Regions from separate parts of the Homo sapiens genome. Here region 2 is linked to region 1. Evidence: chromatin loops called from intact Hi-C (ENCODE). Cell type or tissue: chondrocyte. All regions are shown on one strand. Each heading gives the region's core, and the rest is flanking DNA. Links, peaks and the distances in the headings are about the cores only.

What was found. Hi-C counts contacts between places; a loop is a spot of excess contacts. Peaks named below come from ENCODE experiments on the same cell type or tissue, not always from the same donor. Only the 100,000 strongest peaks of a DNase experiment are listed, where the experiment ranks them.
Region 2: it touches region 1 in a loop (2.4-fold over the local background); 5 of 110 quality-filtered maps call a loop at or near these places.

What each region holds. Positions count from the first base shown.
Region 1 is chr11:76,570,429-76,585,708 of GRCh38, forward strand. No RefSeq gene overlaps it. Among named protein-coding and RNA genes, the nearest start is that of LINC02757, 52 kb to the right of the region's middle. RefSeq lists an enhancer at 8,613-9,305. In chondrocyte, for the core only: CTCF peaks have their summits at 8,697 (motif pointing right) and 8,911; DNase peaks (open chromatin) are centred at 6,993, 7,783, 8,321 and 8,703.
Region 2 is chr11:76,644,541-76,659,069 of GRCh38, forward strand. It overlaps LRRC32 (leucine rich repeat containing 32), which reads right to left. Exons shown (of 3, transcript NM_001128922.2): 3 at 12,984-14,529. It overlaps LRRC32-AS1 (LRRC32 antisense RNA 1), which reads left to right and starts at 12,456. Exons shown (of 3, transcript NR_199061.1): 1 at 12,456-12,616. RefSeq lists an enhancer at 9,229-9,752. In chondrocyte, for the core only: no CTCF peak of the experiment used is centred there; DNase peaks (open chromatin) are centred at 10,681 and 11,131.

The sequences.
Region 1 (15,280 bases), core at 4,674-12,673:
TCAGTTGACGGCCTTAAAAACAAAATCTGAGATTTCCCAGAGAGGAAGAAATTTGGCCTCAAGACTATAGCATCAGCTCCTTCCTGAGTTTCCAGCCTGTTGGCCTGCCCTACAAATTTCCGACTTGCCAGCCCCTACAGTCATGTGAGCCAATTCCTTTCAATCTCTTCCTATTTCAATAGATAGACAGCCAATAGGATATAGATCCTCCGGTTTCTCTGGAGAACCCCGACCGATACACACCGTTTGTCCATTCACCTATTGAAGGAGCAGGCCATCTTGGTTGTTTTCTGTTTGGGGCAATAATGAATAAAGCTGCTATAAACATTCACGTGCAGGATTTTGTGTTTATCTAACTTTTCAGTTCACTTGAATAAATACTTGGGAGTGTGATTGCTGGGTTATATGGTAAGTCTATGTTTAACTTTATAAGAAACTGTCAAAGTGTCTTTTAAAGTAGCTATACTATTTTGCATTCCCACCAGCAATGAATGAGAGTTCCTGTTCCCCTGCATCCTCATTGGTATTTGTTATTGTCAGGTTTTTGGATTTCAGCCATTCTAATAAGTGGAATCTCATTGTTGTTTTGATGTGCATTCCCCTAATGACAAATAATTTTGAGGGTAATTGTATTTTTAATTTCCCTTTTTCTAATTATTATTAAGGTTGAGTTTATTTTTCTGGATTTACTGGCCAACTGATTTTTCTTTTCATGAAGTGCCTGTTCAAGATTTTGCCTGTCTCTTATCTTTTTCTTATTGTTTCTTAGAACTTCTTTATGCATTCTGGGTATAGGTTTTCTCCGATGGTATGTATCACAAATATTTTCCCTTACTTTATGGTTTGCTTTTCACTCTTTATAAGGCCTTTTGATGAACAGAAAACTTGTCTTTGAACTAGAGCATTTGCTCTATTTACATTTAATTTAAATACAGACATATTGGATTTATATCTATCACTTATTTTGTGCTTTCTGTTTATTCCATCTGTTTTATTTATTTTTCTCCCCTTTCTCCCCTTCATTGACTTATTTGGTATCATTCAGTCTTTCCCTCTACTGCTTTGAAAGACATATACTCTTTTTTAATCTTCTTAGTGTTTTCCTTAGAAATTAAAAGATCATCCTTAATTTACCAAAACCTAATGTAGTAAATATCTTTATCCTCCTCTTGAGCAATAAAAGGACCTTCAAACACATTTATCTTCCACTCCTAAATTGCATGCTATTGTTACTGTGTATTTTAACACTGTCTTTTAAAAAAACTTTCTCTCACAGTATAATATACTGCAGAAATTTTCACATAGAAAAACGCTGACCCGATGAACTTTACAAACTGAACACATCCATGTTATCAGCACTCAGATCAAGAAAGATAACATTATCAGCACCCTGAAAGCTCCTCTTCAGTCAGTACTATGACCTGCCAAATGGTAACCACTATCGTGTCCTCTAACAACCTAACGTAGTTTTGCCTGCCTTTGTACCTTATAAAAAAGGAATCATACAATATGTATTTACTTGTGCCTGGCTTCTTTTGCTCAACATTATGTTTGTGAGGTTTACACAGATGGTTACTACCATTGTGATTTTGCTTATTGCTTTGATTGGCATCTAGTTTGATATTAATATGGCCGCTTCAGCTGTCTTCTTTTTTTAATTTTTTCTTCTTTTTTTGACTTTTCTTTCTCCAGTCTTTGATTCAGGATTCGGCTTTCTTTTGATTAATGTTTTAATAGTATATTATTTCCCATTATTTTACTTTTTTTTTTTGAGACAGGGTCTCACTCTGTCACCCACGCTGGAGTGCAGTGGCACAATCACAGCTCACTGCAGCCTCAACCTCCCCAGGCTCAGATGACCCTCCCACTTCAGCTTCCTGACTAGCTGGAACTACAGGCATGCAGCATCATGCGGGTATTTTTTTGGTAGAGACAGGGTTTCACCATGTTTCCCAAGCTGGTCTTGAACTCCTGGGCTCAAGCAACGCTTCTACCTCCAAAGCGCTGGGATTACAAGTGTGAGTGAGCCACCCTGTCTGGCCCATTGGTTTACTTTTTTTTTTTTTTTTTTTGAGACAAAGTCTCACTTTGTCACCCAGGCTGGAGTGCAGTGGCATGATCTGGGCTCACTGCAACCTCCATTTCCCAAGTTCAAGCGATTCTCTTGCCTCAGCCTCCCAAATAGCTGGGATTACAGGCACCAGTTTAGTAGAGATGCGGTTTCACCATGTTGGCCAGGCTGGTCTCGAACGCCTGACCTCAAGTGACCTGCCCGCTTCAGCCTTCCAAAGTGCTGAGATTACAGGCTGGAGCCACCGCGCCCAGCCCCATTTGTTTACTTTTAACCTATCTATATCTTTACATTAAAATGGGTTTCTTGTAGATGACAAGTAGTGTGTCTCGCTTTTTTCTCTAATCTGACAATCTTTTTTAACTGGTGTGTTTAGACTATCTACATTTAATGTAATTATTAATAGAGCTGAATTTAAATCAACCACTTTGCTAGTATTTTTCTGTTTGTTCCATCTTTTCTTTGTTCCACTTTTCTTTTTTCTGCCTTCATTTGGATGGAGTATTTCTTAAATTCCATTTTCACTCCAGCATTGTCTTACTACTCATACCTATTTTTAAATTGGTGTGGGGGGTGTGGTTCCTAGAGTTTAAAATATGCATCTTTGTCACAGTCTACCTTCAAATAATATACATGCATAATATTACATGCCTTCGCACAGGTGTAAACATTTTACAGCAACAATATACTTTCAATTCCTCCTGACCATTTTTTTATGTTATTGCTGTCACACATTTTACCTTTATATAAACTACAAACCCCAAAATACAATGTCACAATTTTTGCTTTAGACAATTTTCTTTTAGCGCAATTAGAAGAAAAAAAAAATCTTTCCACTTACCTTCATTAAAAAAAATCTCTAGAGCTACTCATTTTTTCTGTGTATATCTAAATTTTGTCTGGCATCGTATTCCTTCTTCCTGAACTTCTAACACTTCTTGCAGCTCAGGCCTTCTGGCAATGATGTCTCTCAGCTTTTGTTTATCTGAAAAGGTCTTTATTTTGCCTTCGCTTTGGGAAGATAGTTTTTACTGGAAATATATTTTTGGGTAACAGTTCTTGTTATTGTTTTCTCTTTCAGTACTTTGAAGATGTCACCTAACTGTCTTCTGGTTTATGTAATTACTTATGAGAATTCTTCTACAGCTCTGATCTTTGTTCCTCTCTAAGCAATGTACCTTCTTTTTTTCCTTGGGGGTCTTCAAGATCTTCTCTTTTTTGTTTATCTATTATGTTTCTGAGGATGAAATATGTCGATTTTCTGGTTGGTTTTTGCTTTCGTTTTGTTATTTATTCTTCTTGGGGTTCTCTTAGCTTCTTGGATCTGTGGTTTGCTGTGTATGTTTTTCATTATTTTTGGAAAATTCCTAGCCATTATCTACTTAATATGTCTTGTGTCCCATTCTCTTTCTCCTCCTTCTTGGGATCCAATTCCACTTATTTAGACTGTTAAATATTGTCTCATAACTCATGCATTCTCTGTGCTGTTTTATTGTTGTTGCTGCTTTGTTTTTACTCTTGTTTTCTTTTAGTTTGGGTAATATCTACTGACCATCTTCAAGTCCATTGACTTATTCCTCAGTTGTTTTGAGTCTTCTGACAAGCCACAGAAGGAATTTTTCATCTCCAGTACGGTGATTATATTGTCCACTTTTTCTATTAGATTCTATAACATATTACTCCTATTTGGTTTAAAGTCCCCTTATGATAGTTCCAACATATGGATCATGTCTGCATCTGGATTTATTGATTACCTTGTCTCTGGACAATGGGTTGTTTGTTTCTTGCCTTTTTTTGTGTGTTTTTATTTTTGATTGAATGTCAGACATTGTCGAGCAGTAGACACTGAGATAAATAGTTATTACACCTGGAAAAAGGCATGTCTCCTGTTCTGTCAGATCATTAGTGTGTGGAATTGAGTCAATCTAGTCAGGAGTTGAGTTGGGTTTGGGTTTTGTTGTTACTAGGGTTATCTTCAGTGTTTTGCAGTCTTCGAATTCTTCTAGAATTGCCTCAGGTTTAGGACTGGAAATGAGATGCTGAAGGATTTTTCTCAGTGATCTCAGGCTTCAGCCATCTCTGTACTCCTGTACCACATAGGGGCTTCCTCTCCACATTCTTGCTCTTCTCCCAGTAGCAGACTGATCTTGCTTGTTACAAATGCTTGCCAGGCTCATCGTGGGGACAGGGAGGCATTCTCTTTGCTGTGTCCCAGTCTCAGTGTTAGGCAGGCCCTGTGTGCTTGGGCCTTGGTGGGGAGAGGGAGGTTTGTTCAGGATTCCTGCCCCTCCTCCCAGTGGAAGCCAAAGTTTGCCTCATATCTGTGCAGAGTCTGTACTGGATAGGGTTTCCGGCCCTCTTCCATTCGTAAGAAGTCTCTAGTGGCATTTGTTTAGGATTCTGGGCCTGGAAGAGTTTCCTTTTCTTCTATCCTTCACCTATCAGCAATGGAATCTTGCCTGTGCCCATGCCCTTGAGGGTAACAGGGTTTGTTACCTCTCCCCTCATACATTGGGGTTAATTTTTTCCATATGAGAGCAGGGTTTGGGCAGGGAGACAGGGCAGTGTGTCTTTGCTGTAGTCATTTCTGAACTCTCCCTGCACATATGCACTACCCAAGGCTGCTCTCTACAATCGCTCAGCCTTTCCCTAGTTGTGATCATCAGTACTTGATGAAAGCCCAAGGAAAAGGGCCTGAGAGTATACTAAAACTTTCCTCTGGGACTCTAGACTGCCAAGCTAGCCAACACTTGGCTTTTAGCCTTTGTTAAACTTTAAGCTATTTTCTTCTCTACCTGTATGGTGGTCAGTGCCTCTTCCTATGCTCTGTTACAAGTGACCCAATCCCTAGATCTCATCTCTCCTTGGAGGTGCCTGTCCCCCTTTGGAATTCAGGGTATTTGGTTGTCCTCTGACCTCAGATCTCTGATGGATTCAAGAAAAGTTATGATTTGTAGTTTATCTGGCTTTTTCTTGCTGGGATGGGAGCAATGCTTTTTTTAGCTTCCTATATCTTGGGTGGTAGTAAAACCTCCCTCCTACATTCTTTCATTTATTTTTATTTTTTTATTTTTTAAGAGATGGGGGTCTCACTATTTTGCCCAGGCTGGTCTTCAACTCCCGGGCTCAAGCAATCCTCCTGTCTCAGCTTCCAGAGTAGCTAAGACTACAGATGTGTGCCACCATGCCTGACTCTCCCTCCTGTATTCTTTTTTTTTTTTTTTTTTTTTGAGACGGAGTCTCACTGTGTCACCCAGGCTGAAGTGCAGTGGTGTGATCTCTGCTCACTGCAACCTCCGCCTCCCAGGTTCAAGTGACTCCTTGAACTGGAGTCCTTGACTCCTGCCTCAGCCTCCCCAGTAGCTAGGATTACAGGCACCCGCCACCATGCCCAGCTGATTTTTTTATTTTTAGTAGAGACAGGGTTTCGCCATGTTGGCCAGGCTGGTCTCGAACTTCTGACCTCACGTGACCTGCCTTCCTCGGCCTCCTAAAGTGCTGGGATTATAGGCATGAGCCACCACTCCTGGCCCCTCCTGTATTCTTAAGAAAGCAAACAGGCTTCACCTCTTTTGCCAAGTCCTTCTCCCTCCTTACTGCCCTCTGATCTGGTTCCTCTCTGCTCCCCAACTCAATTCTCAATTCTTTATTCCCCAAAAGATCCTATCTAGCATTGTAAGGCCCTCTATAAAGGGCAAAGATGGGGAAGGGAGAGAAGAAATAGGGTGGAGATGTGCCAGTTGGCAGGGGTTAGTTAGAAGAAGGCTTGAATTCTCATACATTAATAAGTCTTGTCCTGTCACACTTGTAAATAATAGCGGTAACTGGGATGAGACACAGGTCACTAACACAGGCTGGTCCTCCCCCAGCCAGTCCTATGAGGGACCCAGCAGTCTTCCCCTTTAATTTCTCTATTGCTGGATGACAGGCCAAGTGGATTCACATGATAAAGTATTGGAAGTGAGAGGAGCAAAGTAGGGAGATGATGAGAAGTTGCTGAATAGCTTGGGGGTGGGGTTTTCAGGGAGTCTGAGAAGAGAGGAGCCAAACCAGACCTAGGATAGAAGTGGACAGGAGGAGAAAGTGGACTCAGTGCTGCATGGACTGCATATTAATTTTATTTATTATTATTATTTTTTTGAGATGGAGTCTTGCTCTGCCGTCCAGGCTGGAGTGCAGTGGCGTGATCTCAGCTCACTGCAACCTCTGCCTCCCAGGTTCAAGTGTTTCTCCTGCCTCAGCCTCCCGAGTAGCTGGGATTACAGGCTCCCACCATCACACCCGGCTGATTTTTAGTAAAGACAGGGTTTCACCATGTTGGCCAAGCTGATCTCGAACTCCTGACCTCAGGTGATCCACCCACTTCGGCCTCCCAAAGTGCTGGGATTACAGGCGAGAGCCACCGCGCCCAGCCTGGACTGCATATTTAGATTCATTTTTCTCTTCGAGAGAATCAAGCGAAGAATGGTGTCTTCCTGGGCTTTTCTGTGTAGGGGTGCTTCTTAAACACGATGCGACTCTGAGACTGAACCAGGAGTGTCTCAGCTTCCTTAAGAGTTACATTGCAGGCTCCCGAGGTATGTGCCAGAACTGTGTTAAGTACTTTACAGATGAAGAAACAGGGTCAGAGATGATGGGTGACTTGTCCCCAGTCACAGCTAATAAGTGACAGAGTTTGGACAAAAATCTAGCCAGGTCTGATGTTCTAGCCTAAGGTCTTTCAGACAGCTCTTCCCTGGGAAGCCACTGACCCCTGGCTCATTCCTGCCCCCTCATCCTTCCTGCCCCAGTATGCAGGGGTAGGCCTTCCCTCGGGGCCTGGCTGAGTCTATACCCTAGCCAGCCCCGCCATATCAGCCTCTAGAGACAGCCTTCCTGACACTCCCCAGACAGCCAGGCCCCAGGGCGTGCAGCCAAGCGGAACCTCTCTGGGTGCCCCCAGCCTGAGCTCTGGGTGTGCTGCTCCCAGTCACAGCCCAGGAATGTGGGCATCCAAGCATCAGCAGCAGACATGCTCGCTGGCTGTCAGCCGAACCAGGGCCCCTGAAAACTGACAGGAGCTGAAAGAACCATTAGACAGGAAGGCTGGACTGAGAGGGCAAATTTCAAGTCACCTGAGCTGTGCATGGCAACGCAAAGCAGCTAAAGCTGGTAATGTTGGGAAAGCCACTGCCTGATGGGCCTCCGTTTCCCCATCTGTAGACTGTGGATGATATCTGTTGGCCTGCCTGTTTCACCAGGCAGCTGTGAGAACATAAATGTGATTGATTGCATCACCTGATTATATTGCTACCTCAACCCATCTCAAAGACCCACAGGGGAAACTGAGGCTCTGAGAGCACACAGATGATACCTCGGTTGGTAATAGGGCCAGGCCAGGAATCCGGGCCTCCGGGCTCAGCTCTCACTGACTCAGTGTCGGACCCTGGGTAGATCTCTCTTCTCAGAGCCTTGGCTTCTTTATTGTAAAACGGAGGAACTGCCACGACAGTGCTTCTCAGGCTTAGTTGTACTCACGTAGCACTGGGCCCTTGTTAATCCACGGATTCTGATTCAGCAGGTCTGGGGCGGGGCCTGAGAGTCTGCATTTCTAACCAGCTTCCAGGGTCTGATGCTGCTGGCCCTGGGGCCACATTTAAGAGCTGGGGCCTGGAGGAGCCATATGGGCTTTCAGGTCAGACATTCCTAAACTTCCAGGGCTCTGGATGCCTCCTTCCCTTCATCGCAGCCCCCACGGGGCTGTCCTGAAACTCCTAGGTGGGAGCACTTCCTCTCTTCCCTGCGACCCTCCGCTTCATCTGCACCTGCCTCACCTTCAGAATCAAGAAGTCTCCAGCTCCTCCTGCCTCCCCCTGGGACCTGCCCTTCTCCCAGCCCTTAGTGGGAGACAGAACCCCATACCTATTGAGGATGTGAAGAGCTCAGACCTCTGGAGGATTAGAGAGCAGGGCTTCTAGGAAGTCTCTCATCCCAGGGATCTTGCTGACTCAGTAGCTTTCCTGCCCCTCCTGCCATGCCCGCCCAACCTCAGTAGCTGCTGGAGGGGATTTGTATGCCATCAGGATTTTGTAAAGAAAAGAGGGTGTGTGTTGGTAAGGAAGGAAGAAGCCAACATTTATTAAGGTCCTATTGTGTGGCAGGCACATTCGCAAGCATCGCTTCCGGCCAGCCCTTGGCCCTGTGAGGTGCACTTGCATTGAGCCGTCATTGTGGGGATGAAATATGGTGCAGCCCGGGAGACTCCTGAGGGACAAGTCAGCAGTGTGAGGAGGGGACAGAGGCCAGCCTGGTTTCCCAGCACAAAGAAAGAGGAGCCTGGGGGCAGGGAGCATCCAGCTTGGGGAGGGCCTACAGATCAGGGGTGGAGTTTGACTTCTTTCTGGGAGTTTGACTTCTTTCTGGGACAGCAGGAAGCGCGTTAAAGGGCCAGGCGAGTTTGAGAGAGGATCAAATGAACTCTTCGGAAGGACATGGCCGTTGAGTGGAGATGGGGGTCAGAGGGACCTCCATAAGGCTCCTTCCACTCGTGGGACCTTGAGCTGGACAGGCTGTGCGGTAGCCCTGTCGTTTGTCTACACGCGAAATATCTCTACAGCACGTTCTTACCACGATCTGATTCCCTGTAAAATCCCCAGGAGGGGGCAGCACAGGCCTCAGTCTCCCCTTTGGGAGAGAGGTCCAGGGAACACCACAGGCTTCCCCAAGACCACCCCAGGATGAGTCACTGGGCCAGGATTGGAATCCAGACTCCGTAGGCGGTCTGCTGCCAGGACTCTGGGTCCTGGGAGGGAAGAGGCCGGAAGGCCAGGGCCCAGCCCGGGTCAGCAAGCACCCATCACCCGAGCATTGCCCGGCTGGCCCGGCTCAAAATAGCTTTCCAGACACAAGGAAATATTTTATCCCACTCCGTTTTCCCACACAAAAAAAATAAACATCCCCAAATCTCAATGGGGCCAGACTCCGAAGAGGGGGGAAGGGGAACAAGAACATGGCTGGCTGCCCACTGAGAAGTCCGGTATTTGTCCTTTTAGTTCCTTTCTTGGGGTCAAGACTTTGCTTCCTGATATGAGCGTGGAGACTCCCACTGCTTTCCCAGTGGGGACTGGCTTTCCCTTGGTGTTAGGCTGCCCTTTCCCAGGGGTCACACACCTCAGACATTGTGATGCAGATGGGACAGCTGCAGGGACCATACATGGAAGGGTTAAGAAGCATATGACACAGCTCTGCCCTTGACGGGCTTACACGCCACTGGGAGGCATGGCTGGGCTTCCTGTCTCCCTGAGGAGCTCTTGGACACTGGGGAAGAGAAGACTAATATTTCCTGAGAGCCAACTGTGTGCCTGGTACACACCAGGCTCTTCCAAAGACACAATCCCATTTGACCCTCACCATAAGCCTTTGAGGCAGGTGAGGCTATGAGGCTATTATCACTTCCCATTTTACAGATGAAGAAACTGAGACTTGGGGCAGGCATGATCTGTGCAAGGTTTCAGAACCAGGGAATGGTAGACCGAGGACTTGATTTTACACAGGTGGCTGTAAGGCTGCACTTGGCGTCATGCTGGCATTGGTAGGGCCCACCTGGAGGCTGGTGGGTGGTGAAATGAGCCGGGGCTTGCTTGCGCACAGAGCTCCCGTTCTTCCCTTGGGTTGTGGTAAACCCAGTCCCTAGTGTCCCAGGACCTGACTGGGAAGGCAGAAATGAGGCTGCTGTTATGGATTGAATTGTGTTCCCCTAAAAGGTAAGTTGAAGTCCTACCACCCCCGACATACCTGTGAATGTAACCCTATTTGGAAGTAAGTTCTTTGCAGATGTAATCGAGTTAAAATGAGGTCATTAGGAAGGGCCTCATCCAAGATGACTGGTGTCCCTATATGAAGAGGGAAGGACAAATTGTTTTGTTTTCATCCTCCCAGTGTGGGGTACTTTGTTATGGCAGCCTCAGGCCATCTATACAGCTGGGGTCTGCCTGGGGGTCCCTCAGCCTCCTTAGGCAAAAAGGTGACCTGGAACCTGTGGGAGAGGTGCAGGGGCCAGGGCTCAGTCCTCAGCTCTGTGAGGGGAAGAGCTTTCTCCCAGTCGCAGCATCCCAGAGGAGGGGCCTTCTGAGGTGCCGAGGGCCACGTGGCGGGAGTGTGTATATGGAGGAGAGGATGGCCGTTTGATGAAGGTGTTGGGTTGATTGTCTCTTTCTTGTTGATTTTTGAGTATTAGTTTATATAGATATATCTATAGAAAGGTTGGCCTACTGGGTAATGAGTTTGTTGCAAATGTGCGTGTTGCAAATATGTTTCCTAGTTTGGGGCTTGCTTGTCTTTTCATATTCTTTATGGCGTTTGTTTGTTTGTTTGTTTTTTAAGAGACAAGGTGTCTCCCTGCCACCCAGGCTGGAGTGCAGTGACGCGATCATAGCTCACTGCAGCCTTGGTCTCCTGGGCTCAAGCGATCCTCTCACCTCTGTCTCCCAAGTAGCTAGGTCCACAGGTGCGCATTACTGTGCCTGGCTAATTTTATGCAATTTTTTTGTAGAGTCGAGTCTCACTTTGCTGCACAGGCTTATGGTGTCTTTTGATCAACAGAGGTTCTTCATCTTAATGTTATCAAATTTGTCCACCGTTTTTCTTTATACCCTGTGCTTTTGCTGTCTGCTTTTAAAAATCATTTTTCATCCCAAGGTCATAAGAGAAGCCCCTATATTTTTCTAAAAATTCAAAATATTACTTTTCACAAGCATTTTTTAATTCAACTGCAATTTATTTTTGTGTAGGGTATGAGGTCAGGTTTCTAATTTAATATAGATAAGCTACTATCTCAGCATCATTTATTGATCAGCAGTGCCATCTCTCTTATATCTGTCCCTGTATCAATACCTCAGTCTTAATTACTAGAGTTTTAGTTATTTTACTGTACTTAGTTTTAGTAAGTCTTGATGTCTGGTGGAGCAAAACTCCCTATTCTCATCTTGTTTTCTTCTGTAATGTCTTTGTTATAGTTTTTGTACCTTTTAATGGTTCCTTTAAAAATTCTTAACACAGTTATTTATGTAAAAGTTTTCTGAAAATAATTTTAATATCACTATTAATTTGAATAATTTACTTTAAGATTTGTATAACAGAGAAAGTGAGAGCTTGACAGTTTGGTAATATTCTTTTTTTTTTTTTTTTTTTTGAGACAGAGTTTGGCTCTTGTCCAGGCTGGAGTGCAATGGCACAATCTCAGTTCACTGCAACCTCCGCCTCCTGGGTTCAAGCGATTCTCCTGCCTCAGCCTCCTGAGTAGCTGGGATTACAGGTGCCCGCCACCATGCCCAGCTAATTTTTTGTATTTTTAGTAGAGATGGGGTTTCACCACATTGGCCAGGTTCGTCTCAAATTCTTTTTTTATTTTATTTTATTTTATTATTTTATTTTATTTTTTTAGTATTTATTGATCATTCTTGGGTGTTTCTCGCGGAGGGGGATTTGGCAGGGTCATAGGACAATAGTGGAGGGAAGGTCAGCAGATAAACAAGTGAACAAGGGTCTCCGGTTTTCCTAGACAGAGGACCCTGCGGCCTTCCGCCGTGTTTGTGTCCCTGGGTACTTGAGATTAGGGAGTGGTGATGACTCTTAAGGAGCATGCTGCCTTCAAGCATCTGTTTAACAAGGCACATCTTGCACCGCCCTTAATCCATTTAACCCTGAGTAGACACAGCACATGTTTCAGAGAGTACGGGGTTGGGGGTAAGGTTACAGATCAACAGCATACCAAGGCAGAAGAATTTTTCTTAGTACAGAACAAAATGGAGTCTCCTATGTCTACTTCTTTCTACACAGACACAGCAACAATCTGATTTCTCTATCTTTTCCCCACATTTCCCCCTTTTCTATTCGACAAAACCGCCATCGTCATCACGGCCCATTCTCAATGAGCTGTTGGGTACACCTCCCAGACGGGGTGGCGGCCAGGCAGAGGGGCTCCTCACGTCCCAGAAGGGGCGGCCGGGCAGAGGCGCCCCCCACCTCCCGGACTGGGTGGCGGCCGGGCGGGGGCTGCCCCCCACCTCCCTCCCGGACTGGGCGGCTGCCGGCTGGAGATGCTCCTCACTTCCCGGATGGGGCGGCTGCCGGGCGGAGGGGCACTTCTCAGAGGGGGCGGCCGGGCAGAGACACTCCTCACCTCCCAGAAGGGGTCGCGGCCGGGCAGAGGCACTCCTCACATCCCAGACGGGGCAGCGGGGCAGAGGTGCTCCCCACGTCTCAGACGAGGGGCTGCCGGGCAGAGACGTTCCTCACTTCCTAGACAGGATGGCGGCCGGGCAGAGACGCTCCTCACTTCCCAGACTGGGCGGCCGGGCAGAGGGGCTCCTCACATCCCAGACATGGGCGGCCAGGCAGAGACGCTCCTCACTTCCCAGACGGGGTGGCAGCCGGTCAGAGGCTGCAATCTCGGCACTTTGGGAGGCCAAGGCAGGCGGCTGGGAGGTGGAGGTTGTAGCGAGCCGAGATCATGCCACTGCACTCCAGCCTGGGCACCATTGAGCACTGAGTGAACGAGACTCCATCTGCAATCCCGGCACCTCGGGAGGCCGAGGCTGGCAGATCACTCGCGGTTAGGAGCTGGAGACCAGCCCAGCCAACACAGCGAAACCCCATCTCCACCAAAAAAATACAAAAACCAGTCAGGCGTGGCGGCGCGGCGCCTGCAATCCCAGGCACTCGGCAGGCTGAGGCAGGAGAATCAGGCAGGGAGGTTGCAGTGAGCCGAGACGGCGGCAGTACAGTCCAGCTTCGGCTCGGGATCAGAGGGAGACCGTGGAGAGAGAGGGAGAGGGAGACCGTGGGGAGATGGGAGAGGGAGAGAGAGGGAGAGGGAGACCGTGGGGAGACGAGAGGGAGAGGGAGGGGGAGGGGGAGAGGGAGAGGGAGAGGGAGACTTCGTCTCAAATTCTTGACCTCAGGTGATCCACCCGCCTTGGCCTCCCAAAGTGCCGGGATTACAGGTGTGAGCCACTGCACCCATCCTGGTATATATTCTTATAAAAAATTTTCAGTGGATAGACCAACACACATGCACACACATATAATTTATTTATATATACATTATGACAGAATCATTCCTCATATACTGTTCTGACATTAACTTTTTCACTTAGAAATAGGTCTAAATATATTTTCATGGTGGAAAAATAGAACAGACTCATTAAAAAAAAACAAAACCTGCACGGTATCCCATTTTAGAGAAGTACTCAAATATAGTCAACCAATTCCTTACTGAGGTACGTTGGTGTTGTTTCCAATGGCTCATTTTTTAAAATTAATTCTGCTTCCAGTAATAAATTACCCTCCAGAAAGATTGTACCCACTAGCACTGTATCACACTGCCTTTTGGATCACATGGGCACCAACACAGGGTATTTTAAACAAAATAAACAGATACAGTAAAGATAAAGCAAAGAACACCATAGGCATTGTGTATATGCCACCCACACATTTACTACACGTTTGCCACACATTTACTACATTAGCTTTTTATTAAATTTGCTTTGGAATTTTAAAAAAAATATTAAGGAAATTTCAAACATACACAAAAGTAAAGTAAATGGTATCATGAACCCATCACCCAACTTCAACAATGATCAGTTCATGGCTGCATCCATCTACATTCCCAGCCCCAGATTATTTTGATGCAGATGCCAGACACCATATAATTTCATCTATAAATACTTCAGAAAGCCTCTCTAAAACATAGACTCTTTCATACTTTAAACAATCAAATATTTTCTAATATAATATGATATCCAAATATATCAAATTCCCTTGGTTGTCTTAAAAAAAAATAATTTGACCAGGCGCGGTGGCTCACGCCTGTAATCCCAAGACTTTGGGAGGCTGAGGTGGGCAGATCACGAGGTCAGGAGATCGAGACCATCCTGGCTAACACGGTGAAACCCCGTCTCTACTAAAAATACAGAAAATTAGCTGGGCATGGTGGCAGGCGCCTGTAGTTCCAGCTACTCAGGAGGCTGAGGCAGGAGAATGGCCTGAACCCGGAAGGTGGAGCTTGCGGTGAGCGGAGATCGAGATCGCACCACTGCACTCCAGCCTGGGCGACAGAGCGAGACTCTGTCTCAAAATAATAATAATCATAATAATAATATTAATAATAATTTATTTGCAAGATTGGGAAAATGTTGGTCCAAGGACACAAAATTTCATTTAGGCAATAGGAAGAGTTTCTAACATCTGTGCTACATCATGGTGACCATTGTTAGTAATGATACATTGTACATTTGCAAATTGCTAAGAGAGTAGATTTTAAATGTACTCACAACAAAAAATGATAAGTATGTGAGGTAATGCGTATGTTAAATAGCTTGATTTAACCATCCCACAATGTATACATAGATCAAAACATCATGTTGTACAGCATAAATATACATAATTTTTGTCAGTTAAAAAATGTTGCTTAAATAAGTATTGTCAATTAAAAAATAATTCATTTTCTTGAATAAGTATTCAGAATAAAATCCAGACATTGTCTTTGTGACTCTTAAGTTTATTTTTTTAAATTTTGTAACAATCACAAACTTACAGAAAAGTTGCAAGTACATTACAAAGAGCTTTTCTTCTCCTGACTCTTTTGAGAAGTGAGTTGCAGACCTGGTTCCCTGTCACTAACCAAATCTTTTTTTTTTTTTTTTTTTTTTTGAGATAAGGTCTTACAATATTGCCTAGGCTGGTCTCAAACTTCTGGCCTTAAGCAATCCTCCTGCCTCGGCCTCCCAAAGTGCTGGGATTATATGTGTGAGCTACCAGGCCCAGCCTCCCCAAATCTTTAATGCTTCCTACAAACAAGGACCGTCTTCTCTATAATTATAATATAACCATCAAACCCAGAGATTAACATGGACTCATTACTATCATCTACTCCCCAGATACCATTCAAGTCTTGCCACTCATCTCAACAATGACTTTTATTGTCAAAGGATCTAGTTCAGATGCACACACCATATTGTATTTTAGTTGTCTTGTTCCTTTAGTATCTTTCAGCCTGGAAACGTTACTCAACTTTCCTTGAAATTTTTGAAGTTATTTTGTAGTCTATCCCTCAGTTTGAATTTGCCGATGTTTTATCATGATTGTACATCTTTGCAAAGTCTATAATTGTGCATCTTTGCATAGTATATGAATACTATGCATCTTCAGTAGGAATATCATGGAAGTGAT
Region 2 (14,529 bases), core at 6,530-14,529, 76 kb after region 1:
CTACCTCACTTCTGTGGTGTGATAAGTGTGATATAATAAGAAACATATATATTTGATCTCTGCCCCTAGTTCCTGAAACAGCTCCCCAAACTCTGGGAATCTCCCGAGTGATAAGAATGTCTTTTGTATGCCAATGAGATGACTGGTGGCTGGAAGCCCCTAGATAATTTCAGCATAGGGGCTGGTCACAGGAAAGATCCAGCCATGATTAGAGGGTTGGAACTTTCAGCCCCAGGCTGAAGGTTGAGTCGCTCACCAAAGGCCAGTGATGTAATCCATCATGCTTACCTAATGAAACCTCCGTGAAAATCCGAAAGGACTGGGTTTGGAGAGCTTCCAGATTACCGAACACCTGGAGGTGCTGGGAGGATAGTGTGCCTGGAGAGGGCATGGAAGCTCCCCCATACCTTGCCCTGTGTATATCTTCCATCTGGCTGCTCTTCTGTATCTTTTCTAATATCCTTTATAATAAATGGGTAAATGTAAGTAAAGTATTTCCCTGAGTTCCATGATCTGTTCCAGCAGATTAATTAAACCTAAGGAGGGCATCTTGGGAACCCTGATTTATAGCTGGCTGGTCAGAAGCATAGGTCACAACCTGGGGCTTGTGATCGGCATCTGAAGTGGGGTGGAGCACTGTGGATCTGACGCTATCTTCAGGTAGATATTGTCAGTATAGCATTGAATCATAGGATCCCCAGATGGTGCCCGCTGGAGAAAATTGGTGGTTGGTGGGAAGAAATCCTGCATGTTTTGGTGACCAGAAATGAAGCATTCTATGGTGAGTGTGAGAGTAGGAAAAATACTGGTTTTTCTTATCTCTTGCAAAATGGCATTCTCACCAAAAAGGCAGAATCTGACAGAGAAACTATCAGACAAAACCAAAATGAAAAACAGTCTATGAAATAATTGGCCCAGAGTCATAAAAAATGTCAGTGTCATAAGAGACAATAACATACCGAAGAACTGTGCTGGATAAAAGGAAACTAAAGAGACATGGCAGCCAAGTGAAATGCATGATCTTAGATCCAGTACTGGATCAGAGGTGAAGATTGCTACAAAGCCTGTTACCAGGGGCATTTTGTGAAATTTGGATCTAGCCTAAGGATTATATAATAGTATTATATTAATGTTAAATTTCCTGAATTTGATAACTATATTGTAGTTATGTAAGATAATATATTTTGTCTTAGAAAATACATGTTAAAATGTTTGGGGGTAATGATGTATGCAACTTACTCTAAAAAGGTTAAGAAAAAAATGTGTGTATAAAGAGAAAGTGACAAAGCAAAATGTTAACAATCACTAACAGCTGGTGAATGTGGATAAAGGGTATACATGGGTGTTCTTTGTACTATTCTTGCAATTATTCTGCAAGCTTAAAGGACTTTTATTGAAAATATATAAAGAGCTCTTAAAACTCAACAATAAGAAAATAATCCATTTTATAATGGGCAGAAGACTTGAACAGACACCCCACCAAAGAAGATATGCAGATGACACATAAGCATATAAAAAGTTGCTCAACGCCATACATCGTTAGAGTTGCAAATTAAAACAACAAAGAGATACCACTAAACACCTGATAGAATGGCCAAAATGCAAAACACTGACAACACCAAAGGCTGGCAAGGATGTGTGGCAACAGGAACTCTCATTCATTGCTGGTGGGAATGCAAAATGGCACAGCCACTTTAGAAGACAGTTTGGCAGGTTTGTGTGTGTGTGCAAAACTAAACATACTCTTATTCTTTGATCTGGCAGTTGCACTCCTTGGTATTTACCCAGATTAGCTGAAAACTTACATTCACACAAAATCCTGCATACAGATGTTTATAGCAGCTTTATTCACAATTGCCAAAACTTGGAAGCAATCAAGATGTCTTTCAGTAAGTGAGAGGATAAATAAATTATGGCACATCCAAACAATGAAATATTATTCAGCACTCAAAAGCAGCTATCAAGAAAAGAAAAGACATGGAGGAAACTTACACTCATGTTACTAAGTGAAAGAAGCCAGTCTGAGAATGTTACATACTGAACAATTGCAACTATATGACGTTCTGGGAAAGGCAGAACTATGGCAAAAGTAAAAAGATCAGTCATTGCCAGAGGTTAGAGGGGAGTGGAATAATTAGGCAGAGCACAAAGGATTTTTAGGTCAGTGAAACTATTCTATATGATGCTATAATGATGAGTACATGTCATTATCGATTTGTCAAAATCCATAGAATGTACAACACTAAGAGCAAACCCTAAAGTAAACTATGGATTCCAGGTGATAATGATGCATCCATGTAGGTTAATTGTTTGTAACAAATGTTCTACTCTTCTGTGGGATGTTGATGGTGGGGAGGTTGTGCTTGTGTGGAAGTGGGTGGGCATGGGAACTCTGTATGTTCTGTTCAATTTTACTGTGAACATAAACCTGCTCTAAAAATTAAAGCCTATTTTAAAAACACGAAAATTTAGCCTCTTACTACACTCCCATTAAAGGGATTAAAGAAAAAAATAACAATACTAAGTGTTGGTGAGGATGTGGAGCAACTGGAACTCTTACACATTGCTGATGAGAATTAAATATTGGACAATCACTTTGGAAAACAGTTTGTCAGTGTCTTTGAAAGTGAAACATACACCTGCCCAGTGACCTAACACTCCCACTCCTAGATATTTCCCCAAGAGAAACAAAAACTTTTGTTAACACAAAAATCTGTATATGAATGTTTATAGCGGCTTTATTTATAATTGCCAAAAACTAGAAACAACCCCAATGTTCTTTGGTAGGTGAATGGTTAGACATCCTGTGGTACATCCATTCAATGGAATACTACTCAGTGATAGGAAGGAACTTCTGGTACTTTCAAAAACGTGGATGAATCCCAAGTGCATTGTACTAAGTGAAAGAGCCCAGTCTCAAAAGGCTACATATTGTGCGATTTCATTTATATGACCTTCTGGAAAAGGCAAAACTGTATCCAAAACTAAGCCCTATCACTTTAGGGTGAGAGAAAGCATTTATATCTTGACTGTGGTGGTGGTAGTAGTTACATAACTTTATGTGTTTTTCAAAACTCATAGAAGAGAACGTTATTAAGGGTGAATTTTACCATGTGTAAATTATACCTCAACTAAGCCAACAAATCAACTTGAGTTTCTCCTAGAGTTCTGTGACCTGGCTCAGAGACCTGCAGTGAGGAATGGGAGCCTTGTTTGTCTCTCCTGTTATCTATTCTGCTTCTTTGAATTGGCTCAGGGTTGAGAGGGGTTTGGGGGAGATACAGGCAAGTGCAAGGTGTGCTCTGAATGGAGTCATTGTAACCTGGCGTTAGACTCCCCTAGGGGTCAGATACCCAAACTCTGGCCCTTGCTTTAAAGGGACAAACATTTTTTGGGTTGTGTGCAGGCTTCTTTGTTGGTCTCCTCCAGCTGGTTCCTGGGCTTGGGTGACATATTCCCCAAGACTACCTGTGCCTGTCCCCTTCACTCTGGCTGAGGGTCCTTCTGTAGGGGTCCCCTTCTCCTGGAGGGCAGACTTCTTGGGCAGGGATCTTTCATGATGACTGACTTTTGGATACCTTGCACTGTTTCTGGTTGGTAGCATAGGAAACATTTCTCTCTTTTGCACCCTGCAAGCACAAGCTGCTCCCATGGCAGCCCCCACCCCTCATGCCACCACCAGGGATAGCTCCCATCAGCTTTTTCTCTTTAGACTTTTCCAGGGGAGAGGTGGGTCAGGTTCTGTTTCCCCCAAGCTCCAGGGAAGCCCCAGTCTCTTGGCTTGAGTTATGTGGGGTGAGGCACAGCACTGAGGTGACTCTCCCCAAGGAAAACCCCTGCATCCATCCTTCTCTCCCAGGTCAGTGCCTGCTCCAAGGCTGCTCTGAGCCTGTATGAGGGCATCACAATCTGCCCAAGTCCTGCTGGATTGTGTCTGGTGCTGCTTTTGAGGCTCTAGGGTACAGCAGCAGTTCTGAGACAGGAAAGTCCCATTTCACATCTTACTACACATAAATATTATGTTATTTTAACAAAACTGGGATTTTGATACGTAATCACCATTTTATAACCTGCTTTTTCGCTTCATACTATGTTTTGAGCATCTTTCCATGTCAGTAGACTGCTACATTCATATCATTTTAAATGAGTGATTAATATCACTTATGCAAATATACTAAAACTTATATCCATCCCCAATTGTTGGTCATTTTAGGTTGTTTCTAATTTTAGATGATTATGTTTAATAATGTTATGTTTGGGGTGAATTTATGTGAAGCTGATGAAAGGACCCCATTTGCACAAGTCCCTTTCAAATGCCTGGGAGTGATCTAGCAATTCTATATTCATAATTTTGTATTCTTTGCGTTATAGGGGCCCCCTAAATTGTATAAACTTCAGGCTCCACAAAAACTGGATGTGTCCTTGGCTATGACAAACGTCTTCACGCTCAATTTTTTTTTCTATTTTTTGGCTACGTCTTTATTTCCTTAGGATAAACTCCTAGAAACAGAATTGCTAGATTAAAGCAGATGCACATTTTTAAGATTCTTGGAACGTATTGCCAAAGGGCCCTCCAGAATAGGTGATTTCATTTACACTCCCACTCTGCCTTGAATGAGAACAACCACAACTGGGGCAGTTTCTAAGGGATTGTGTTTCCTTGTTATTGTGACTTGGTTGTAGCTGACATTCCCACCTTTTCCCGAAAGTAGAGGTTTTGATCTGAGATCCACGGGATCTGTGGGTAGAATTCTTGGGGTCTGTGAACTTGGTTGAGAAAAAATTACGTCTTTATTTTCATCATTAGCTTCTCATTGAAATGTAATCATTCTTTCCATCTTGAATGTAGCCACGAATCCCCATAGTATTCAGAGTACAAATGACTTTAGCAGTCCTGTAACCAACAGAAATCACACGTTTTCCTGCCTTCTTACAGATCTCTCAGAATATCATTTATGCTCATCGGTGCTTCAAAATTACAGTAGTTATTAGACTTGCCACTAGATCTTGTTATGTAATGTGCTCATAAAGAACATGTATTACTAATTCACAATTTATTTTTTAATATTTTGATAAGCAGTCAATAGAATTGGTTTCCTTTGTAATCATGTGTATTTTTTATTTTATGAATTTGAAAACCTTATCCTGAAAAGAAGTCCTTAGGCTTCACCAGACTGCCAAGGCATAATAAAGTTCAGAACCCTTATTGTATGGGTCAACTCACATATCTTTAAAACTTACTGAAGGAAAGGAATTAAGCTTTCATGAACCCCTGCCTGGAGCCAGGCTCTAGGGGTACATGCTGGGGGTACAGAAGGGGCAGGATGACCTCCTGCTTTTGAGGAGCTCATAGTCTAGGTAGGACATGTGATTTCACAGCTCCTGCCACTCATTGTCCTGTGGGCTGAGGGCCCAGTTTCTCAGATCTTTCAGGATTTTAAGAAAAATTAGAAATCCAGATTTTTATATGTTCCCGTGTAAAACAACTCTTACAATTTTTAAATGTTGGCAACTAATCAAAATTTTTATAAACCACTGTGTGGGCCAAATAAAGCATGTCTGAAGGCTAAATCTGGCCCAAAGGCCACCAGTTTTCAACCTTTGCTCTAGGAAAGCTGAATTCCAGTGAGGGTGGGACAAATTCATTCTGTGGAACAAAGCAGCAGAGAACCTGAGCACCCCCACCCATACCCTACTCTGCTCCTGTAAACCAGGGAAACAGGGAACTGGAGTCTTAGCTTTGAGAAGAGAGGAAATGAGAGAAGAAATTCTATTGTGGGCAGTGGGATTCCCTGTAACCTGGGTGCAGGCCGGGTGAGGAAAGACATGGCTGGAGGTAGATGCTACTGTAGTGAGAGTGTCAAGGGAATTGTGGGAGCAATGAGGCAATTAAATTATTGTATATCTAGAAAACCTCAGAGCCTCTAGCAAATAAGATAAAATAACTGCAAAAGAAAAACATATTTGAATTATTAAGAAAAAATGATGTTATTAGATATAAGATAAATGTACAAAAACCAGTTGCTTTTCTTATTTTTGACAATAAATGCATAGAAACGGAAATAGAAAAAATATTCCCATTATGATATTGACAAAAACGATATTCAGAAATAAATGTAACAAGAAAGATATAGGGTCTCTATGAAGAAAGGTATACAATCTTGTAGCAACATAGAACACAAGATCTGAGGCTGGGCGTGGTGGCTCATGCCTGTAATCCCAGCACTTTGGGAGGCTGAGGTGGGTGGATCACCTGAGGTCAGGAGTTTGAGACCAGCCTGGCCAACATGGCAAAGCCCCATCTCTAATAAAAATACAAAAATTAGCCGGGTGTGGTGGCACATACCTGTAGTCCCAGCTACTCAGGAGGCTGAGGCAGAAGAATCGTTTGAACCCAGGAGGCAGAGGTTGCATTGAGCCAAGATTGCAACGCTGCACTCCAGCCTGGGTGACAGCAAGACTCCGTCTCAAAAACAACAACAACAACAACAACAACAAAAAAAGAGAACACAAGATCTGAACAAATGGAAAGATACATCATACTCTTGGATGGGAAGACTTAATATAGAAATGTCAAACCTTCCAAAATCAATTCCAAACAGAGTGCAATGATCTTGATGTTTATATGAAGCAATAAATTCCTGAGAATAGCCAAAAAGACATGAAAAATAGTAACAGTACAAGATGACTTGTCTTGCAGGTATCAGAACCAACTCTAAAACCAATCATTAGAGTAATGGTATAGAAACAGAGAAATAGATTAGTGAAAAAAAAAAGAAATCCAGAAATAGATCTCAAATATATATCAGAATTTAATATCTGACAGAGTAACCTTTTAATTACTTAATAAGCAATGCTTTCAAAATTACTATTCATTTTGAAGCAAGTAAAATTGGATGATTATTCAACTTCAAAATAAAAAACACATCTCAGGTTGGCTGGGCGTGGTGGCTAACACCTGTAATTCTAGCACTTTGGGAGGTTGAGGCAGGAGGATCTCTTGAGCCCAGGAGTTCAAGACCATCCTGGGCAACATAGGGAAACCCTCTCTCTATTTAAAAAAAAAAAAAAATCAACAACATCTCAGGTTATGTAAAGATTTAAATGTAAAATAAAAAACAAGATAACAATTTTGGTTTTTTTTTTTTTTTTTTTTTTTGAGATGGAGTTTTGCTCTTGTCACCCAGGCTGGAGTGCAGTGGCACCATCGCGGCTCACTGCAACCTCTGCCTCCTGGGTTTAAGCGATTCTCCTGCCTCAGACTCCTGAGTAGCTGGGATTACAGGCATGCACCACCAGGTTTGTCTAACTTTTTTTGTATTTTTAGTAGAGACGGAGTTTCACCATGCTGTCCAGGCTGGTCCTGAACTCCTGACCTCAGGTGATCCACCCACCTCGGCTTTCCAAAGTGCTGGGATTAGACATGTGAGCCATCGCACCTAGCCAACATAACAAATTTTACAAGAAAATTTAGGAGACTATATGAGCAACCTGAGTGAAACTTAATAAAATTGAGAAGCGATTAAGGAAAAGTGAGACCTTGGAAAACATTGTAGGCCAAAAGATACATAAGCAGGGTCAATAGACAAACGAATTATGGAAATGTGAGACAAAGTTTAAGATCTACAACATACAATAAGGATTTACAAATTAATAAGAAATAGTTAACTCAGTAGAAAAATGGGCAAAGGATAAAAATGGGTAATTCACAGAAGAGTTCATCCAAATGGCCAAAAATACAAATGAAGACGTGCTCAGCTCCAGCAGCAGGAAAATGCAATTTAAAGTAACAATGAGAGATCGTTTTATACCCACAGCTAAAACCTGCATTTCTGGTAGGGAGGCACAGGATAAGATACTTTCATACGTTGTTTGCGGAAATGTGAAACATTACTGTTTTTTTGAAATGCAAACTTTATTAAAAGTATATATAATATACATTAAAAGTGTATAAAATATATATATCTCCATTGATTTACTTCTAGGCATTCATTCCATGAGAACACAAACCCTAGAGAGTATAGGCATAGGAATAGAATTTTTTGCCTCATGTTTATAGTTAAAGAAAAGATAAAGCTATTGTTCATCAATAGGTGAATGGCTGAATAAATCGTGCAATATTCACGCTATGGAATATTATGTAATGTCAAAAATTATGTGAAACTTATATCAGTTTATTTCGGGGGATTTCCTTGAAGTACTATTGCATAAAAAAGCGAAATGCAAGAGAGTATAATAGAATATGATCCCATTTTTGTAAAATAACAATTAAAATCTCTAATACTTGCATATGTGTGTTTGCATACAATGTAAATGTGTCTGTCAGTGATTACTCAATTAAGGAGAAAACATACAGGAGGTTGGATACAGTGGGTTATCTGGGGTCAAAGGGGAGGGTAGTACAAGCTGACATGAGCAGTGTGGAAAGTGAGGAGGGAGACATTATTGGCTCATCCTCCACCAAAAAAATAAAATAAAATAAAAAAGCACGGGCCTTTGGAATTGGACTCCCTCATCCTGCAGCCTAGCTAGCCCCCTCCCCCCAAAATGCGTGACTCCCTTGGGCATCCCTCCCACCACCCTATACGTGGCCTTCCATGTGTTTTCCATGATGCTAGAATAGGGCAGTCAAGTCACCAAGTCGCAGGGAGGGGCCAGGGCTGGGGGGCTGCTTTCAGTGCATGAGAAAGGACCTCAGGGTCCAGAGTTCAGGCCCCATTCTCCCCAGGCGACTTGGCAAATTCATGAGAGTGAGTGGAAGAGGCCACGGAGTATTAATTGACTTGTTCTCTCAACTGAAGTCCTCCTTCCGTCTTAGCTGACAGGTCATGTCCTCAGAAAGGATTCTTCTGAGTCCCACCCCTCAGTGATCTTGCCCTTCACTCCCTTTCATAGCCCTCATTACAATTTGCCATCGTTTTTGTTTGTGTGTGATTAATGTCTATTTCCCAAGCGCCACAAGAGGAGGAACGCTGCCTGTGCAGCACCCAGTATGAGATGCGGCAGGGTCCCGGCAATGCTGGCTGCTTTCAGTCATTTGCTCACTCACTCTCTCCTTCATTGACTCAATCTTTTCTGCATTTCTTTATTCATTTTTTCCCTTATTCACTCCAGAAACATGCTATTGGTCCATGCCTTTTCCCGATCTGAATCTTCCGCTTTCTAGGGTGGCTTTTTCAGAGAAGGAGGGAGTGGGGACATGATGGCAGAATTCTGGGAATGCATCCACAACTTGGGAGGGCCTAGCTGGGTGAGTTGGAAGCTCTCCAGGGAAGGAGGGAAGATTTCAGAAGGCTGGAAGTCCTGAGCAGAAGGTGCTGAATGAGGAGAGAGGAGAAAGTGATGCGATGGAGGCTGGGCCAGGCAGACCCCTCTACTCCCAGACATGCCCTGGCTCTTCCTGCTGCCAGGCCTTGGGTCCTGCCATTTGTTCTGCCTGGAAAGCCTCTTCCCATCTCCACGTGTTGAAATCCTACCCTTCCTTGCAGAGCCAGCCCAGATGTCCTCGAAGTCTTGCCTCACTTCTCCAGCTGGAAGGGCTGCTCCCTGCTGCAAACAAACTTCCCGAGCACAAAATCTGGACCTCCCTCAAGGCGCTGACCACTTCCTGGCTTGGGTTGTGGTGTGGCCCCTCTCTCCACCCCATAGACAGAGGCTCTGTCCAACTGTTCCCTGTATCCCGCAGGGCCTAGGGCCCAGCACAGAGCAGATGCCCAAGCCACTCTGGCCGAACGAATGAGCAGTGCTGAGTTTGGGGGTGTGGGCGATGATTATGACCCCATTTTACAGATGCAGAAATAGAGGTGCAGCTAAGTGACGGTCTTGGCCTTGGTCCCACAGTGAGGAAGCAGCAGAACCTAGACTCAGGCCCGTGTTTCTGGTCCCAGAGGCCAGACTCTTTCCAGGGCAGCTTGGTGGGAGGTGAGGTAGGGTGGGGTGGAGTGAGACTGGATCCTGGGAACCAGGAGGCCAGGGAGAGCTGGAGTTCGGACGGCCAAGTTCACGGAAAGCGCAGCTGGGGAGGAGCCAAGGTATTTATTATGCTTGGTCTCCAGTTCCAAACAGAGCTGATGGATGGAGCTGCTCCAGTTCCTATAAACAGCTCGGGCCTCCCTCTCCCCCACCCCGCCCTCCCCATTCTCAGCCACCACAGCCCAACTGTTTCCAGTGCGATAGGGGTGGGGGTGGGGGGAGATGACCAAGAAGAGAAGAATGGGAGACGAGGGGGAGCAAAGGAGGGGGGGAGGACAAAGATAAGACGGGGTCCTAGAGGCCTGAGGAAGCTGCAGGGAATGGAGGGTGGTCAGAGAGGATTCTTTGCCTCCCCACTGGCCCCTGCTGCCGTGGGCAGCCCACAGTCTGCATTCCCCTGTCCTCTCTGTGTCCCCTAGGTCTGTTCAAAAAGCCTCCTCACCACACTCTCTGAGGGCTTGTCTCAACTCCACAAGCTTCTGAGTCCTGGAAGACAGGGGCCATTCACTCAGAAAACCTTTTCTGAGCTGGCTTTAGTCTGTGTTGGCTCACAGGCCCTGGGGACAGATAGGACTCCAGGTAGGACCTCCCCCCAGGACCTCCTGGCCTGGTGGGTGGGTCAGGCAGACACCCAATGCTGAGGGCAGCCCAGACCTGTGGGCAGCTGGAGGAGAGAAATCCAGACAGTCTCCCCAGAGAAGGTGATGGAGGTGATACAGGCGAGGGTGGTGAAGGAGATTGTGCAGGTGGGTGGGGGGGTGAGCTGGTTCCGGCAGAGGAGGCGGGAGAGGTGCAGGAGGCAGTGCTGCCTAATGGTTAAGACTGCTGGCTCCAGAGTGGGACAGCCTGGGTTCAAGTCTCATCGCTGGAGCTCAGTTCTCTAAAATGAGGATGGTAACAGTAGAAATCTCTTCAACGGCTGTCAGAATTAAACATGACAATCCACATCCAGTGCTCAGCATGGGCCCGCCCGGAAGTGCTCAACAATGGCCATCTCTGAGCATGTTGTGAGAGGTGGCGGGAGAGAGATGGGCCTCATGGGCTCAGTGAACTGCCTGAAGGACAGGGGCACAGAACACAGACGGTGGGTCCCAGATCCTGGAGGATGTGGCCAGCCTGTGGGTCTGAGAGGGTGAGTTGCTGGCGCGTCCCGGGACCCGTTCCTGGTGGAGTGCCACGCCAGCGCATGGAACCCCAGGAGTTGGGCCCTGCACCTCAGGCTGACTGTGACCTGGGAGTGGCAGGGCCTCCCCTCTCCCTGCAAGCTAAGAGCTCGGGAAGCTGGATGTTCTGATGACCTAGTTGGCTGCTGTGTCCACGTTTGGCTGAAAACAGGAATTTCTGCCTCACCGGGGGTCTTGGCCAGGTGAGCAAACTCCCTGTTTGTCAGGAAAAGGGGTCAGGGGCCTGCTGGGCTCCCTGCTGGAGCAGAGGCCCGCAGACCCTAGGCGAGCTCAGCCCAAGCTCCTGCTTTCCCCTTAGGCCTTCACGGAGCACCTATCGTGTGCCAGGGGGTGGGGCTCTCTCCTTTCTCCCCCAGCCCTACCCCATGAAATAGGTGTTTAGAATTTCCCTTTGCAGACTGGGAGCCAGGAGCAGGAATGGGGAGGTGAGAGGGCACGGACCAGAGAAACGGAAGAATCTCCAGGAGGCAGAGCTGCCAACGCTGGGCCCAGGGGCTGCAGGGCCAAGGGGAGGGGTCCAGGCTGACTCGGGGTGGGCAGGAGAAGCATCACTGAGCAGGAGCTTGGGGGAGAGGCAGTCAGGGAAGGGAAGGGCAAAGGCGCAGTGCCAGGCTGCTGACAGGGCGAAATGGAAGGTGTGAGGGCCAGAGGAATAAGCACCCCCTGCTCTGCATGCTCTGCCCTGGCCTGTCACGCCTCTCAGTGCTCCCCTACCCAGGTGAGGCTGCTTCTGTCCCACACCCGACACTCACCCTCCAACTCCAAGCCAGGAACCAGGTGTGGTTTTCTTCCAAGTTCAACCTTGATCTGCAGCCTGGCTGATCACTGAATTCTCCAGTCCCTGGGGACCTTTAGCCCTCTACCTGGGAAGGCCTCTGGGTAGCAGAATTGGACTTTCAGGAGAGGTGGGGCTGGAGACAGAGATGTGGGCCATCAGAGCAATGGGGTGTTTACAGCAATGAGGCCATAGTGTTCCCAAGGGAAAAGGGCTTAGGATGGAGCCCTGGCCATCACCACTTAAAGCTGGCTCAAGGAAGATGAGCAAAGAGTGGCCTGAAAAGGAGTGGCCTGGGAGGGAGGAGATGGCTTCCTGTGTGGGATCACAGCTGTGGGGAGAGCATGCCCAGCAGGGGTATGGGTGGGGGGCCTGCTGCACAGGGCCTAGGGAGAGGAGGTCTGAAAAGCGTGCTGAGTTTGGCAAAGGATACCCTTGACGCTGTTAGCAAGGGCAGCATGGAGCTGGGAGGGGCTGAAGGCAGCTCCAGGCGGGTTGAGAACGGGAGGGGCGGGAAGGGAAGTGACTTTACCAAGAACCTGGCCTGTGAAGAGTGGGAGGACGAAGGGGAAAGTGGCTGAGGGGCTTCTCACTATTTTTAAGACGGACAAGACTTGAGTCCAGCTGAAGTCTGAGAGGAAGACGTAAACAGGGAGAGGCTGGAGGCAGAAGAGAGCATGACGGGGTAAGGGAGAGAGGACGGGGCTGGGGACCCCAAGGAGGAGGGGCAGTGCAGCCTCTGAGATAGGGCACAGAGGGCTGAGCACAGAGAAGGGGAGGGGGCCTGTAGCTGTAGCAGGAAGGAAACAAACGGAAGCCCTCAGCCTCTCAGCCCTGGGGTGGGGAGCACAGTCGCCTGTTGAGTGTGGGGCAAGAGGTGTAGCAGGGGCCATGCTAGTGGCTGCGGCTTCAAGGTCCAGGGTGGTGCTGGCCCAGAGTCTCAGTGTCCCCAGGGATTTGCCATGATGATTGAACGACCGTAATGGGATTGAGCGGCAGGGTTCTAGTGGACGCAATGAAGCGGATTGCAAAGAGGAAGCTGGCAGCCACACTGCTTCTCCAAAATTAGTTTTTAATACATTCAGGTAGGTTATACAAAGAGTTGGTCCCGAGGCCTGGGCTGAGGCCTGGGCCCTGGGAAGTGACAGCAGCCCTGTGTAGTGTTTTCAAAGATCAGGCGTGGGGACCCACACCTTGGCCTCCAGGCCTAAGGAGGAGTGTTACGTGCAGTAGCACCCGTGGGTGTGATCCCAACCAGGACTGGGTCTGCCTGGGTGCTCCACACACCACCAGGGCCTAGCCCTGGCTCTGCCCATTGACTCTCCCTTAACTTCCTCTGGGCCTTGGTGTTCTCCTCTGTAAAATGGGGTGGAGAGAGTGGCATTTTCACTTTCTCGCACATTACTGAGCCCACATCATGAGCCAGACTGTGGGCCAAGCACAGGTAAGATGATGAAGACAGCAAAACAAGGTCTTGAGTTGGTCCCAGCACGTCCATTCTTCCCAGACAGCTCATGACTCCATGGTATGAGGGATGGGGGTCATCTGGGTGAGGCTTTTTACCTGTTTTTGTAAGAGGGAAAAAAGATCCTTGCATGATGAGGCACAGAAAGGAAGTTTGGAGCCAGCATTATCTTGTGATGTGATAGCTGAGAGAGGACATCACTCTGGTCCAACCCCCAATCTCACCCCACAAATAAGGGCTCTTTTTTCCCCCAGAGGCTCTGTATAAGCTCTCCACAAGTTTCATTCTCTTCCTAAGCCTCAGTTTCCCCATCTGTGCAATGGGGAGGTTGGATTCCATAGTCTCAAACTCCAGGCTCTGCTCAATAGAGGAAAAGGGAATGAGAGAATGCAAGAGCACAGAGAGAACAGGAGAACCCACACCAGGGTGGAAAGGAAGGGAGGAGGGAAACAGGCAGAGAAGGAGGAGAGCGCCTGCAGCTGCCTGCCTGGGAGAGAGGAGAGAGCAGGTGTGCACAGCACAGGATGCTTCCAGACCCTGCTCGGGCTATGTGGGGCCACTTCCTGTCCACTTAACGGCCTGCAGCCCCTGCAGTGGTAAAGATCAGGCCCTGGAGACAGAAGGATGAAGGTTTGAATCTCACCTATGGCATTAGTTAGCTGGGGCCCTGGAAGGAGATTTTCAGAACTTCAGTTTCCTCTTTTATAAAACGGGGATAAAATATAGAGCTGTCACATAGGGGCAGACACAAGGCTTGGATTCAAATCCACATCTGCCAAGCTGGGTGCAAAACAGAACCAGATATCTAAGGTTTTAGCTCCTGGCTCAGCAGCCAAGGTGGGGCTGCGATGGAGAAGTGGGGCTGGGCAGGGACGGTGCTTAGAGCAGCACTGGGGTCAGGGTATGCAACATGAGAGTGCCAGGAAGGGAGAGGGCAAGTCCAGAGCAGGAGACGGAATGGTCCAGTGCTGGGCTGGACCCCTTAACCAGACCCTGCTGGAGCCGCCGTGGCCCACCTAACAACACCAGATCCGAGACACACTCGTACAGCTCCAATTCTCTCTTCTGGTCCTAAGCTTTTCATTTTCAGAGAGACTGAAAGTCATTCTCAGAAGACGTGACAAACAGTCTGC